Linked DNA regions of Homo sapiens: region 1 is linked to region 2. Evidence: chromatin contacts called from ENCODE Hi-C or POLR2A ChIA-PET data. All regions are on one chromosome and are shown on one strand. Each heading gives the region's core, a stretch centred on a gene start or an enhancer-like site at or near the end of the contact. The rest is flanking DNA. Distances are from core to core; before and after follow the strand shown.

What was found. A loop is a pair of places that touch in the nucleus more often than their neighbours do. ChIA-PET counts read pairs that join two places held with the same protein, here RNA polymerase II (POLR2A). Pooled maps may share reads with other maps.
Region 1: a map of heart right ventricle shows a loop between it and region 2 (2.0-fold over the local background). The contact joins two enhancer-like sites. A Hi-C loop is called at or near these places in 1 of 168 maps with a recorded cell type or tissue (heart right ventricle) and 8 of 50 pooled maps. POLR2A ChIA-PET finds 5 or more read pairs at or near these places in 3 of 52 experiments (GM12878, HEK293T and T-cell).

What each region holds. Positions count from the first base shown.
Region 1 is chr19:17,737,285-17,743,915 of GRCh38, reverse strand. All of the region lies in intron 3 of FCHO1-AS1 (FCHO1 antisense RNA 1), which reads left to right. Among named protein-coding and RNA genes, the nearest start is that of FCHO1-AS1, 11 kb to the left of the region's middle. RefSeq lists enhancers at 1-56, 4,553-5,053. Within about 2 kb of position 4,540, at least 5 of the 41 ENCODE cell types and tissues checked have a DNase peak (open chromatin) inside an H3K27ac peak, as active enhancers do; they include GM12878, where a contact is called at or near this core.
Region 2 is chr19:17,604,880-17,611,845 of GRCh38, reverse strand. UNC13A (unc-13 homolog A) reads left to right here. Exons shown (of 44, transcript NM_001080421.3): 42 at 1-83; 43 at 1,747-1,906; 44 at 5,492-6,966. The coding sequence ends at 5,792. Among named protein-coding and RNA genes, the nearest start is that of COLGALT1, 53 kb to the right of the region's middle. RefSeq lists silencers at 5,186-5,405, 5,776-6,035 and enhancers at 5,120-6,024, 6,025-6,929. Within about 2 kb of position 5,610, at least 21 of the 41 ENCODE cell types and tissues checked have a DNase peak (open chromatin) inside an H3K27ac peak, as active enhancers do; they include GM12878, where a contact is called at or near this core.

The sequences.
Region 1 (6,631 bases), core at 3,291-5,790, 130 kb before region 2:
TTTTTTTTTTTGAGATGGTATCTTGCTCTGTTGCCCAGGCTGGAGTGCAGTGGCATAATCTCAGCGCACCGCAACCTCTGCCTCCTGGGTTCAAGCGATTCTCCTGTCTCAGCCTCCTGAGTAGCTGGGATTACAGGCGCACACCACCATGCCTGGCTAATTTTTGTATTTTTAGTAGACACGGGGTTTCACCATGTTGGCCAGGCTGGTCTCAAACTCCTGACCTTAGGTGACCCACCCGCCTCAGCCTCTCAAAGCGCTGGGATTACAGACTTGAGCCACCACGCCTGGCCTTCATTTGCATATAATTAAAAGTGGGTATACATATGAGTGCAGCTGTGCCTGTGAGCTACTATTCTGGATGGACTGCCTATGCACAGTGGTCTTGCTCAGCAAGGAACAGCACCTCTGATGCTGCTCTACACGGCCATTTCAGTAAATGCCGCTGTTTAGGGCCAAGCGCGGTGTAATCCCAGCACTTTGGGAGGCTGAAATGGGTGGATCACCTGAGGTCAAGAGTTCGAGACCAGCCTGGCCAACATGGAGAAACCCTGTCTGTACTAAAAATACAGAAATTAGCTGGGCATGGTGGCTCATGCCTATAATCCCAGCTATTCGGGAGGCTGAGGCTGGAGGATTGCTTGAGTCAGGGAGTTGGAGGCTGCAGTGAGCTATCATCACACCACTGCACTCCAGCCTGGGCAACAGCGAGACTCTGTCTCAAAAAAAAAAAAAAAAAAAAAGCCAGACCAGACCTGGCGGTGGGCACCTGTAGTCCCAGCTACTGGAGAGGCTGAGGCACGAGATTTACTTGATACTGGGAGGTGGAGGTTGTAATGAGCCGAGATGGTGCCACTGCACTCCAGTCTGGGTGACAAGGCGAGACCCTGTCTAAAAAAAAAAAAAAAGAAAGAAAGAAAAGGCCAGGCATGGTGGCTCACACCTATAATCCCAGCACTTTGGGAGGCTGAGATGGGCGGATCACCTGAGGTCAGGAGTTCAAGACCATTCTGGCCAATATGATGAAGCCCCATCTCTACTAAGAACAAAAAAATTAGCTGGGTGTGGGGGCAGGCACCTGTAATCCCAGCTACTTGGAAGGATGAGGCAGGAGAATTGCTTGAACCCAGGAGGCAGAGGTTGCAGTGAGCCAAGATCATGCCATCACACTCCAAGAGCTAAACTCCATCTCAGAAAAAAAGAAGAAGAAGAAAATGTTGCTGTTTACCAGCCTGGGCAACATGGCCGAACCCCATCTCTACAAAAAAAAAAAAAAAAAAAAAATACAAAAATTAGGCCAGGTGCGGTGGCTCAAACCTGCAATCCTGGCACTTTGTGAGGCCCAGGTGGGAAGATCACGTGAGCTCAGGAGTTTGAGACCAGCCTGGGCAAAATGGTGAAACCCTGCCTGTGCCAAAAATACAAAAAATTAGCTGGGCTCCATGGCTTGTGCCTGTAGACCCAGCTACTTGGGAGGCTGAGGTGGGAGGATCCCTTGAGCCCAGGAGGCAGAGGGAGCAGTGAGCGGAGATCATGCCACTGCACTCCAGCCTGGGTGACAGAGCAAGACGACCCCATCTCAAAAAAAAAATTAGGTGGGCATGGTGGACTGTGCCTGTGGTCCAAGCTTCTCAGGAGGCTGAGGTGGGAGGACTCCTGGAGGCTGCAATGAGCCAAGATCATGGCACTGCACTCCAACATGGGCATGAGAGTGAGACCCTATCTTAAAAAAAAAAGAAAGGAAAAAAGAAAAAGAAAAGTTGCTGTTTAACACAATTGACTTGCCCTCAAATTCCTTCCTGGGTGAAGCCAAGAACCCTCTCAGACTAAGCCCCAATTTTGAGGCTTGCCTGTCCTATCACCTTCACGTGCTCAGCTGTTCCATTGAAGTGCATGTGTGTAGCAATTCCAGAATGTTTAACTGGGACCCACAGTGGGGTTTCAAACAGAAACTGCTCACCTTTTTCTCCAGCTTGAAACACTCCCCAGACTCCCCAGCACTCTTGGTAAAAACTGCAAACCTGTCTCAGCAGCCCATCATGCTTATGGGGTCCGGCCCTCCCTACATTCCTGTCCTCACCTCTCTCTACCCACCTCAATGCAGGGGGCACAAAAGCCGTTCCACCTCAGGGTGCATCTGACTGGTAACTTTCCTACCTTGAGCTCTTAGTTCCTGTTTGGTCCCCTCCTCCAGGAAGCCCTCCATCTGGCCTCCCAGGCTCCTTTCCCAACTTTAGCTCTTATGGTCCCTTCCTCCAGGAAGCCCTCCATCTGGCCTCCCAGGCTCCTTTCCCACCTTTAGCTCTTGTGGTCCCCTCCTCCAGGAAGCCCTCCTTCTGGCCTCCCAGGCTCCCGTCCCACCTTTAGCTCTTAGTTCCTATGTGGTCCCCTCCTCCAGGAAGTCCTCCTTCTGGCATCCCAGATTTCCTTCCCACCTTTAGCTCTTAGTTCCTATGTGGTCCTCTCCTTCAAGAAGCCCTCCAGCTAGCTTCCCAGGCTCCTGAAAACCCATCTGGTTTTCCTTCCAAGCCAGTGCTGATCCCCCAGGACTGGGATGTTATGTTAGGCATTGCCCCCTCCCCCTCCAGCCTGGGAGCTTCTTGGGGGCCCTGGCCCTGGTACTATCCACACCTGTCAGGTGAGGTCTGAACTGCATCCACACTCCCCCAGACACTCCACTCCCAAGCCTGGGCCAGGGGAAACAGAGCTCAGAGAAAGCAAGCTACTCTTGGAAGTCACACAGCAAACACACGTCAGAGGCAGGACTTGACATGGGTGTGCTGGTACCACAGCTCACACCTGCCCTGGGCCCAGATCCCAAAGGATGCTGTAGGGGGTGGGGAGGACAGGATGACATAGGTCAGGCCTGTCTGGAGTGCCTGGGGCCGAACAGGCCAGGGAAGAAAACTCAGGGGTCCAGTTGCCAAAACAGCCCAAGGCTCCCTGCTCTTCCTGGAGGTTCAGGCCAACTTTCTTATTTCTGAGACTGGGGAAGAGGAGAAGCCCAGAGAGGTTAAGGAACATTCCCGAGGTCACCCAGCAGTGCTGCCAAGCTGGGGCACAACCAACATTTCCCAAGAACCTGGTGTGTGGGTACAGGTACTGGGTCCTGTCCTGGGCAGCGGGCACCCAGAAACAACCAAGATGGAGAGGGTGCAGCTCTCATGGGCTCACAGTTGGGGGAATCAATATAAACATATTGACATATAAACATATAAACAAGTAAGAGTCTGCTAGGGCTATGGATTAAAAGGAAATACAACAGGAAGATGTGCTGGTGGACAGGACGACACTTTATTTATTTATTTATTTATTTATTTATTTATTTATTTATTTATTTTGAGATGAAGTCTCGCTTTTGTCCCCCAGCCTGGAGTGCAATGGTGCGATCTCGGCTCACTGCAACCTCCATCTCCCGAGTTCAAGTGATTCTCCTGCCTCAGTCCCCTGAGTAGCTGGCATTACAAGCGCCCGCCACCACGTCCAGCTAGTTTTTGTATTTTTAGTAGAGACGGGGTTTCACCATGTTGGCCAGGCTGGTCTCAAACTCCTGACCTCAGGTGTTCCCAAAGTGCTAAGATTACAGGCGTTGAGCCGCTGCGCCCGGCCTTATTTATTTATTTTGAGACAGTCTCACTTTGTTGCCCAGGCCATCTCAGCTCACTGCAACCTTCACCTCCCAGGTTCAAGCGATTCTCCTGCCTTATCCTCTCGAGTAGCTGGGATTACAGGCACCCACCACCACGCCCGAATAATTTTTTTTTTTTTTTTTTGAGACGGAGTTTTGCTTTTGTCGCCCAGGCTGGAGTGCAGTGACGCGATCTCGGGTAACTGCAACCTCTGCCTCCCGGGTTCAAGTGATTCTCCTGCCTCAGGCTCCAGAGTAGCTGGGATTACAGGCGTGTGCCACCACGCCCCGCTAACCAGGTTGGTCAGGCTGGTCTCGAACTCCTGACCTCAGGTGAGCCACCCACCTCACCCTCCCAAAGCGCTAGGATGACAGGAGTGAGACACTGCATCCGGCCCTAATTTTTGTATTTTTAGTAGAGACGGGGTGTGACTATGTTGGCCAGGCTGTTCTCAAACTCCCGACTTCTGGTGATCCGCCTGCCTCAGCTTCCCAAAGTGCTGGGATGACAGGCGTAAGCCACCATGCCTGGCCAGGACACTTTTAAGAGAGGGAGTCAGGAAGGGTCCAGGCAGTGGACTAAGAGGTAGCAAGGAGGGCTACCTGGAGGAGGTACCATACCAGGCAGGGCTCCACCACGCCCTGCCCCATCACTGCCTCTCTCTGGGAAGAGCTGACATCTTCCCAGAAATGAGCTCTGGCCACGCCCCACCAGGACCTGGCACCCCCACCCCCACCCCTCTTCCACTGGCGGGCCTCTCCCAAGTCCACTTTAAGCCCGCTTCCCCTGCGTCTCCCCTCCCCCAGGGCCCCATGGGATTTGGTCCCAGCTGCTCAGTGAGGCCTCCAGGCAGCTGCCTCCCACACTCTTCCCCCTTTGCGGGGGCGTCAATGTCACCCTTCTCTCAGTTCCTCCAGCAAACCAGGCCTTTGCCTCTGCCGGTCCCTCCTCCAGGAGCACCCTTCCCCTTCCCTAATAAGGCTCACCCTTTTGCATCCTTGGGAAGCCTCCTTTAACCCCCAAGGCGGCAGCGCTAAAAGGCTTCCTCTGAGCCCTCGGGGTGCGCGTGCCACCTCCCCACACCTCACACCATGGGCTGTTGCTTCTTTGTGTTTCACTCGCCCACCTGACACTGTTTGCCCAGTGGGAGGAACTTCCAACAGTTTTTGTTTTTATTTTGTTTTGAGACAGAATCTTGCTCTGTTGCCCAGGCTGGAGTGCAGTGGTGCGATCTCAGCTTACTGCAACCTCTGCCTCCCAGGTTCAAGCAATTCTTCTGCCACAGAGTAGCTGGGATTACAAGACGTGCACCAGCACACCTGGCTAATTTTTGTATTTTTAGTAGAGATGGGGTTTCTCCATGTTGGCCAGGCTGATCTTGAACTCCTGACCTCAAGTGATGCGTCTGCCTCGGCCTCCCAAAGTGCTGGGATTACAGGCATGAGCCACTGCACCTGGCCTAAAAAGCTTTTTTGAGAGTCAACTGGCAAGGAGACAGTAGGCGAAGTTCAAATCTGTCTCTTCAAGCTGGAGCTTGGGGGCAGGTTTCATAGGCAGAGGGTTATCATGGGAGAGATACGGAAATGCAATGGGGGTGATATGACTGCATCACGTGCAGGGGCGATGATGTGTTTTTGGTGCTCAAGTCCACACTGCAGTAAACAAGGCACCGCCCTCCCCCTTTTATTTTTTGAGACAGGGTCTTGCTCTGTTGCCCAGGCTAGAGTGCAATGGCGAAATCACAGCTATCTGTAGCCTCAACCTCCGGAAGCTCAAGTGATCTTCCCACCCCAGCCTCCCAAGTAGCTGGGACTACAGGCGTATGTTACAACACACAGCTAATTTTTGTATCTTTTGTAGACGGGGTCTCACTATGTTGCCCAGGCTAGTCTCCAATTCCTGGGCATGAGACACCACACCCAGCTTTCTCTTTTTAATTTGGTCCCCATTCCTTTTTTTTTTTTTGAGATGGAGCCTCGCTCTGTCACCCAGGCTGGATCTCAGTGACGGTGGGATCTCAGCTCACTGCAATCTCTACTTCCTGGGTTCAAGCAACTCTCCCTGCCTCAGCCTCCTGAGTAGCTGGGATTACAGGTGCGCACCACCATGCCCCGTTAGTTTCTTTTGTATTTTTAGTAGAGACGGTTTCACCATGTTGGCCAGGCTCGAACTCCTGACCTCAGGTGATCCGTCTGCCTGGGCCTCCCAAAGTGCTGGGATTACAGGCATGAGTCACCACGCCCAGCATAGTCCCCATTCCTTGATCCGAGTACTTGGGTTCTACCTGTAGTTGACTTTTTCATTCCACCCAAGGGTTATGAATTGGGCATGCTTTGTTCATCTGTTAATGCTCCAGCGATATGTGACTTGCACCCTGGGGGTCCATTGCACTGAAAAACGACTCATCATTTTGTTACATTTTGTTACTAACAAAGCTGAACCAGATTGGACTGGTTCTATGTTTATACCACACCCATTTGTTGTAGTCTGTTCAGCCTACAACAAAGGAATTCAGTGGTCTGGACAGACTATATGGCTTACAATACCAACAAAGTTTATTCTTTGGCTTTTTTTTTTTTTTTTTTTTTTTTTCAGAGTCTTGCTCTGTCGCCCAGGTTGGAATGCAGTGGCACGATCGCCTCACTGCAACGTCCTTCCTCCCAGGTTTAAGTGATTCTCCTGCCTCAGCCTCCTCCTGAGTAGCTGGGATTACAGGCATGTGCCACCATGCCTGGCTAATTTTTGTATTTTTAGTGGAGATGGGGTTTCACTACATTGCCCAAGTTGGGGGTCTCGAAATCCTGACCTCAAGTGATCTGCCCACCTCAGCCTCCCAAAGTGCTGGGATTACAGGCATGAACCACCGTGCCCAGCCACCTTTTGCCTTTTAACTAGAGATTTCTGTCCATTTACAACATTTGTTGAAATGACTGGCAAGTTCTATGTACTCTCCTCATCTTAATAGAGACAGAAACACCATCTCTACTAAAATTACAAAAAAA
Region 2 (6,966 bases), core at 4,361-6,860:
AGAAGACCCTGTGGGTGAAGTCTCTGTCCATGTTGAGCTGTTCACTCATCCAGGAACTGGGGAACACAAGGTCACAGTGAAAGGTGAGTGGTCTGAGGTGGGAGGGACTTGCTAGGTTCTAAAACAGAAACCAAACTCAAACTGGCTTAAGCAACACCCTTTTTTTGTTGTTGTTGTTTAATGGTCCATGAAACGGAAACGTCCAAAGGTGGCCACCTTCAGGCATGGCTGGATCCAGCAGTGTAAACAGTTTTGTAAGACTGAATCCCACTTTCTCCATCTCTCAGCCCTGCTTTCCTTTTCTTGGCTTTTGTTGACTAGAACACAGATTGGGCTGTTTTTGACATGGCTTAAATAAGACAGAATTAGGCCAGGCACGGTGGCTCATGCCTGTAATCCCAGCACTTTGGGAGGCCAAAGCTGGCGGATCAGGCCAGGAGTTCAGACCAGCCTGGCCAACATGGTGAAACCCTGTTTCTACTAAAAATTCAAAAAGTAGCTGGGTGTGGTGGCGTGTGCTTGTAATCCCAGCTACTCAGGAGGCTGAGGTGGGAGGATCGCTTGAACCCGGGAGGTGGAGTTTGCAGTGAGCTGAGATTGCGCCACTGCACTCCAGCCTGGGTGACAGAGTGAGACTCCATGTAAACAAACAAACAAAAATGATAGAATTGGTTTTTCTCTGGGATAACAGTTTAAGTAGCAACCAGCCTCGAGCTGATATGGAGGCTTCGCAGTGTTGGTGATCTGTGCTGCTGCCATCTTTTGTTGCATTTTCATCCCTAATGTGTTGTTGTTGTTGTTTGTTTGTTTTAGAGGCCAGAGTCTCACTCTGTTGCCCAGGTTGGAGCGCTGTGGTGCAATCACAGCACACTGCAGCCTCAAACTCCTGGGCTCTAGCGATCCTCCTGCCTCAGCTTCCGGAGTCGCTGGGATTGCAGGCATGCAGCATCACACCTGGCTACTTTTTAAATTATATTTTTGTAGAGATGGTGTCTCACTATGGTATCCAGGCTGGTCTCAAACTCCTGGCCTCAAGCAGTCCTCCCACCTGGGCCTCCCAAAGTGCTGGGATTCCAGACGTGAGCCACCATACCTGGACCCAAATGTGTTTTTCCTCCACTATAGGGTCACAAAGAGCTCAGCCCCCACAAGCATTGCAGACTGCGGCTAGAGGAAGGAGAAAGTTTGGGGTTCACTCCCTGCCTTTTAAGCCACAGTGGAGAAGTAGTACACGTGATTTTTTTCTCTCACCTCATTGGCCAAAACATAGTCATATGACCACACTTAGCTTCATGGCAATGCTGGGAAATGTAGTCTTTATTTCAGACAGGGTTTTTGGCGGCGGGCGAGGGGTGGGGTGTTTTTATTTTTTATTTTTTTTAGACAGGATCTTGCTTTGTCACACAGGCTGGAGTGCAGTGGCACAATCTCAGCTCACTGCAACTGCCGCCACCCAGGCTCAAGCAATCCTCCTGCTTTAGCCCCACAAGTATGTGGGACTACAGGCGCGTGCCACCACGCCCAGCTGATTTTTGTATTTTTCGTAGAGACAGGGTTTCACCATGTTGCCCAGGCTGGTCTCAAACTCCTGGACTCAAGTGATCCACCCGCCTTGGCCTCCCGAAGTGGTGGGATTACAAGCGTGAGCCACTGCGCCCAGCCTTGGGCAGGTTTTGAGAGCCACAAACATCTACTTTTTCCAACTGGGAGAACCTGACCTGTCTTACCCTCTACTTCCTCCAACAGTGGTGGCTGCCAATGACCTCAAGTGGCAGACTTCTGGCATCTTCCGGCCGTTCATCGAGGTCAACATCATTGGGCCCCAGCTCAGCGACAAGAAACGCAAGTTTGCGACCAAATCCAAGAACAATAGCTGGGCTCCCAAGTACAATGAGAGCTTCCAGTTGTGAGTTTGGGATGCTTTGAAGAGCATGGGGGCAAGGGAGGGGGCATCCGCCAGGTGAACCCCAAAGCCAGCTAGGCAGGAGGTATCTGGAATCTGGGCCCGGGAATGGGAGGGGCCACATTCTAGGTGGGGGTGCTGGAAAGGGAGACCCCTTAGTAGTGCAGGAATGACATCAGGGAGGGGACACGAGGATGGAGGTCACCTTTGGGGGCTGGCAGATCCAAGGGGAGGCAATGAGTAGAGTGGGGTAACTTCATGATGAAGACTTGCAGAGGGGAGGGAAAGTCTGGGCAGGAAGTGCATGGTGGGCAGGGCCATTGCTGGGGCTGGAGACTCTGTCTGGTGAAGGAATGAGGGTGGCAGTGATGACGCTTATGAGCGGGGGGCTGAGGGACCTGGGGACAGGACTGAGGTTGCATGGGGGTGGGGACTACTGGAGTCTACATTGAGCCTTGTCAGGACCGTTGGGGCAGCCCATCTGGAGGAGTCGGCTCTGGGGACAGGAGTGGAGTGTAGATGGATCCCAGGCTTGGGGGTGGGTGTCACGTGGGGTGGAGGTGGGGTCACATTGGATGGAGGTTCTTGGAGTTGGGAGTGGGCCTAGGCTGCGGGTATCAGGATAGGGTCTAGAGGATGCTGATGATGTGGACAGCATAAAAAAGTCTGCTCTGGCCGAGTGTGGTGGCTCACACCTGTCATCCCAGCACTCTGGGACGCCGAGGCAGACAGATCACCTGAGGTCAGGAGTTCAAGACCAGCCTGGCCAACATGGTGAAACCCCGTCTCTACTAAAAATACAAAAAAAAAAAAAAAAATTAGCCGGGTGTGGTGGCGCACGCCTGTGATCCCAGCTACTCGGGATGCTGAGGCAGAAGAATCGCTTGAGTCCGGGAGGCGGAGGGTGCAGTGAGCCAAGATCGAGCCATTGCACTCCAGCCTGGGCAACAAAAGCGAAACTCCACCTCAAAAAAAAAAAAAAAGTCTGCTCTGGCCGAGCATGGTGGCTCACGCCTGTAAGCTCAACACTTTGGGAGGCCAAGGTGGGCAGATAACTTGAGGCCAGGAGTTCGAGACCAGCCTGGCCAACATGGTGAAACTCCATCTCTATTAAAAATATAAAATATGGCTGGGTGTGGTGGCTCACACCTGTAATCCCAGCACTTTGGGAGGCCAAGGCGGGCAGATCACGAGGTCAGGAGATCGAGACCATCCTGGCTAACACGGTGAAACCCCGTCTCTACTAAAAATACAAAACCTAGCCAGGCGTGGTGGCGGGCGCCTGTAGTCCCAGCTACTCGGGAGGCTGAGGCAGGAGAATGGCGTGAACCCGGGAGGCAGAGCTTGCAGTGAGCCGAGATCGCACCACTGCACTCCAGCCTGGGCAACAGAGCAAGACTCCGTCTAAAAGAAATATATATTATATAATTATATATAAAATATGTATTTATATTATATAATTATATATAAAATATGTATTTATATTATATTATATAATATATAATAAATATATATCATATAAATATATTTTTATATATTATATATAAATATATATATATTTATATACATATATAATATATATTTATATTATATATAAAATTATATATAGTATATATTATATAGTATAAATAAAATTATATATAGTATATATTATATTATATATAAAAGTATATATATTATATATTTCATATATTATATATTGTATATAATATAGTATATACAAAAAATATTAGCTGTGTGTTGTGGTGGGCGCCTGTAATCCCAGCTACGCGGGAGGCTGAGACAGGAGAATCGCTTGAACCCAGGAGGTGGAGGCTGCAATGACCCAAGATGGCGCTACTGCAGTCCAGCCTGGGCTACAGAGTGAGACTCAAAAAAATAAAAAATACAGAAATTAGCCGGGTGTGGTGGCAGGCGCTTGTAATCCCAGCTACTCCAGAGGGTGAGGGGTACGAGAATCGCTTGAACCCAGGAGGCACAGGTTGCAGTGAGCCATGATTGTACCACGGCACTCCAGCCTGGGCGACAGAGCAAGACTCTGCCTCAAAAAAAAAAAAAAAAAAAAAGTCTGTTCACGGGGGTAGATGGATGGTGGTGGTTAGCAAGGGTAGAGTTGGGGTCATCCGGGGTAGATCCTTGGGTCGAGTGTCAGCCTCACAGAGCACTGGGGCAGGGCAATGTTGTTGGATGTTCTTAGGAGACAGAAGTGCAGAAGAAAGTAGTCCCAGCTACCTGGGAGGCTGGGGCAGGAAGATCGCTTGAGCTCAGGAGTTTAAGGCTGCAATGAGCTATGATTGTGCCACTGCACTCCAGCCTGGGTGACCGACATAGCGAGACCCTGTCTTTAAAAAAACAAAAAACTATGGGCCAGGCGCGGTGGCTGACGCTTGTAATTCCAACACTTTGGGAGGCCAAGGCAGTGGATCACCTGAGGTTAGGAGTTCGAGACCAGCGTGGCCAACATGGTGAGACCCCCCCCCCCGCCACCCCCATCTGTACTAAAAACACAAAAAATCAGCCCGGTGTGGTGGTGCATGCCTGTAATCCCAGCTACTAGGGAGGCTGAGGCAGAAGAATCGTTTGAACCCGGGAGACAGAGGTTGCAGTGAGCCGCGATTGTGCCACTGCACTCCAGCCTGGGTGACAGAGGGAGATGCCCACTCAAAAAATAAAAATAAATAAAAATAAATAAAAATGCACAGGGGTAAGGGTAAATCAGAGCTGGTTAGCTGGTATTATCTAGGGGGCCTGGGAGCTCTTATGGGACAAGATTGAAGCCAGTTCCATGTCGTGTCAGCACAGGGCTCTTGGTCAGAAGGTTTTGGGGCGATTGGCCCCTTTAGGGGATACTCAGGAGGAGAAGCATGGTCTAGTGGGAGGTCAGATGTCAGCCAGGGTGGGCCGGAGTACTTCAGGGATAGAGGTACAACCTGGGAGGTGGACAAGAGGGAGAAGCTGGGCGTGACCCTGTAGGAGGGGCTCTTATCCAGCTGGCGTCAGGGCAGGTCACTGGGACTGCTTAGGGGCAGGAGCACAGGTGAGGGGCATGCGGGAGGCGGTGTCACCCATGGTGAGGCACCAGGGCAGGCTCATGTCTGGAGGGCATCTTGGAAGTAAGAGGGGTGGGCTGGGGGTGTGGGGGGCTGGGGAAAGGGCCACGTCGTGGGTCTAGAGGAGAGCCTGGTTAAAGAGCTTCTGGGTGGGACATTAGGGGCAGGGCCGTGCGGGCAGCAGTTCAGCCGGCAGAGGGCACAGGCGCGGGTATCTCAGGGTGGGAGCATGGCCTTGCAGGGCGGTGTCTGAGGGGCGGGAGCTGGATGTAAAACTATGCGGTCATTTTTCGGTGGGTGGAAAAATGGGAAGAACAGGCGTGGGCGTGGCCCAGCTCGGGGTCAGCTGCTGTGGGCGCGGCCAAGCACAGGGTTGTAGGTCAAGTAACGGGGCAGGGGCGGGGCTAGCGTAGCGTGGGAGGTGACAGGTGTGGGCACCCCGGTGTGGGCGTGGCCCGCAAATGCGGTGGGGACGGGGCCGTGGGCGGGGCATCACAGTAGGTGTGGCCTGTCTCACGTTCCGCCCCTCCCCACGCAGCACGCTGAGCGCCGACGCGGGTCCCGAGTGCTATGAGCTGCAGGTGTGCGTCAAGGACTACTGCTTCGCGCGCGAGGACCGCACGGTGGGGCTGGCCGTGCTGCAGCTGCGTGAGCTGGCCCAGCGCGGGAGCGCCGCCTGCTGGCTGCCGCTCGGCCGCCGCATCCACATGGACGACACGGGCCTCACGGTGCTGCGAATCCTCTCGCAGCGCAGCAACGACGAGGTGGCCAAGGAGTTCGTGAAGCTCAAGTCGGACACGCGCTCCGCCGAGGAGGGCGGTGCCGCGCCTGCGCCTTAGCGCGGGCGGTCGGCCGAGCGGCACTGCGCCTGCGCGGAGGGCGCTGGGCGGGGAGGGACGGGGCTTGCGCCTTGGTGGGACCTCCCCAGGGGCGGGGCTCGGGGGGCTCCACGCCAAGGGTGGGCTGCGCCTACGCCCTTGACTCAGCTTTCCCTTTTGGGGAATTAGGAATGGAGGATGCCCCGCCCTCTCGGGAGGCCACGCCCAAGGGCGCGACGAAGGAAGGAGCCACATCCCCAACTTGAGGCCACGCCCCCAGCACCTAGGGGGCATTTTGAGCTGGGATGGGGGAAACCTCGTCCCTATGGAGGAGGCCACATCCCGGGGCTCTGGTACCGGGAGGCACCACCTCATGTCCCCTGGAAAAGCCATAAGATGGGACCCAGACCCCTGGGACCCCAGACCAATTGCCAAGTATGGAAATCTCAGCTCCCTCGAGGGGGGGCCCTGGGCAAGGGGTAGGGCTCTCTGGAGCGCCCCTCTAGGTGGCCTGGGGACTGGAGGGACCAGGATGCTGGTTGGAGGGCCCCGGAATACCGGAGTCCCTTTAGATATTTGTGCAAAAAATAAATGGGGGGAGGGGGGAGGATGGGATTTCAAAAGCACATGCGCCCTTGGGCGCCCAAACCCTGGGGGCCGAGGGGACGGCTCTGGTTCCCCACGCTGCCCCTACTTCCCTTTGGGAGTTTGCCTCTCCCTCTCCCCCAACAAACCCAGTCCTCATATCATAGAGTTCAACACACCCATTTGACAGATGGCAAAACTGAGGCTTAAAGAGCTGCTTGAGACTTGGCCAAGGTTCCAGGTGCCATACCCTCTGTGCCCCTCCCTTAGGCCTGTGTGCCCCATGGAAGGGTGGGCTGAGATCGGGATGACCTGACACAGCTCCCTATTGCTGCTAATTCCCCCTCGGCCTCCTCCAAGGGGTGGGAATTCCAGGCCAAGACCCCTACTTCGCCTTTCCTTCTCCGGCTGCCAAGCAGGACCTTTGCCCTCAGCCCTTTCTCCTGGGATCTCCATGGGGGATGCCATGAGGGCCTCCCACCACAAAAGAGAATTTGGGATCCCCTGGTCCCAGGTTTCTCCATCCCTTCTTCCTTTTCCAGAATTTTCCAAATAGGAAAGAACAGAAGGAGACCAGAAACTCTAGGGGGGAGAAAGAGAATGAGAGAAA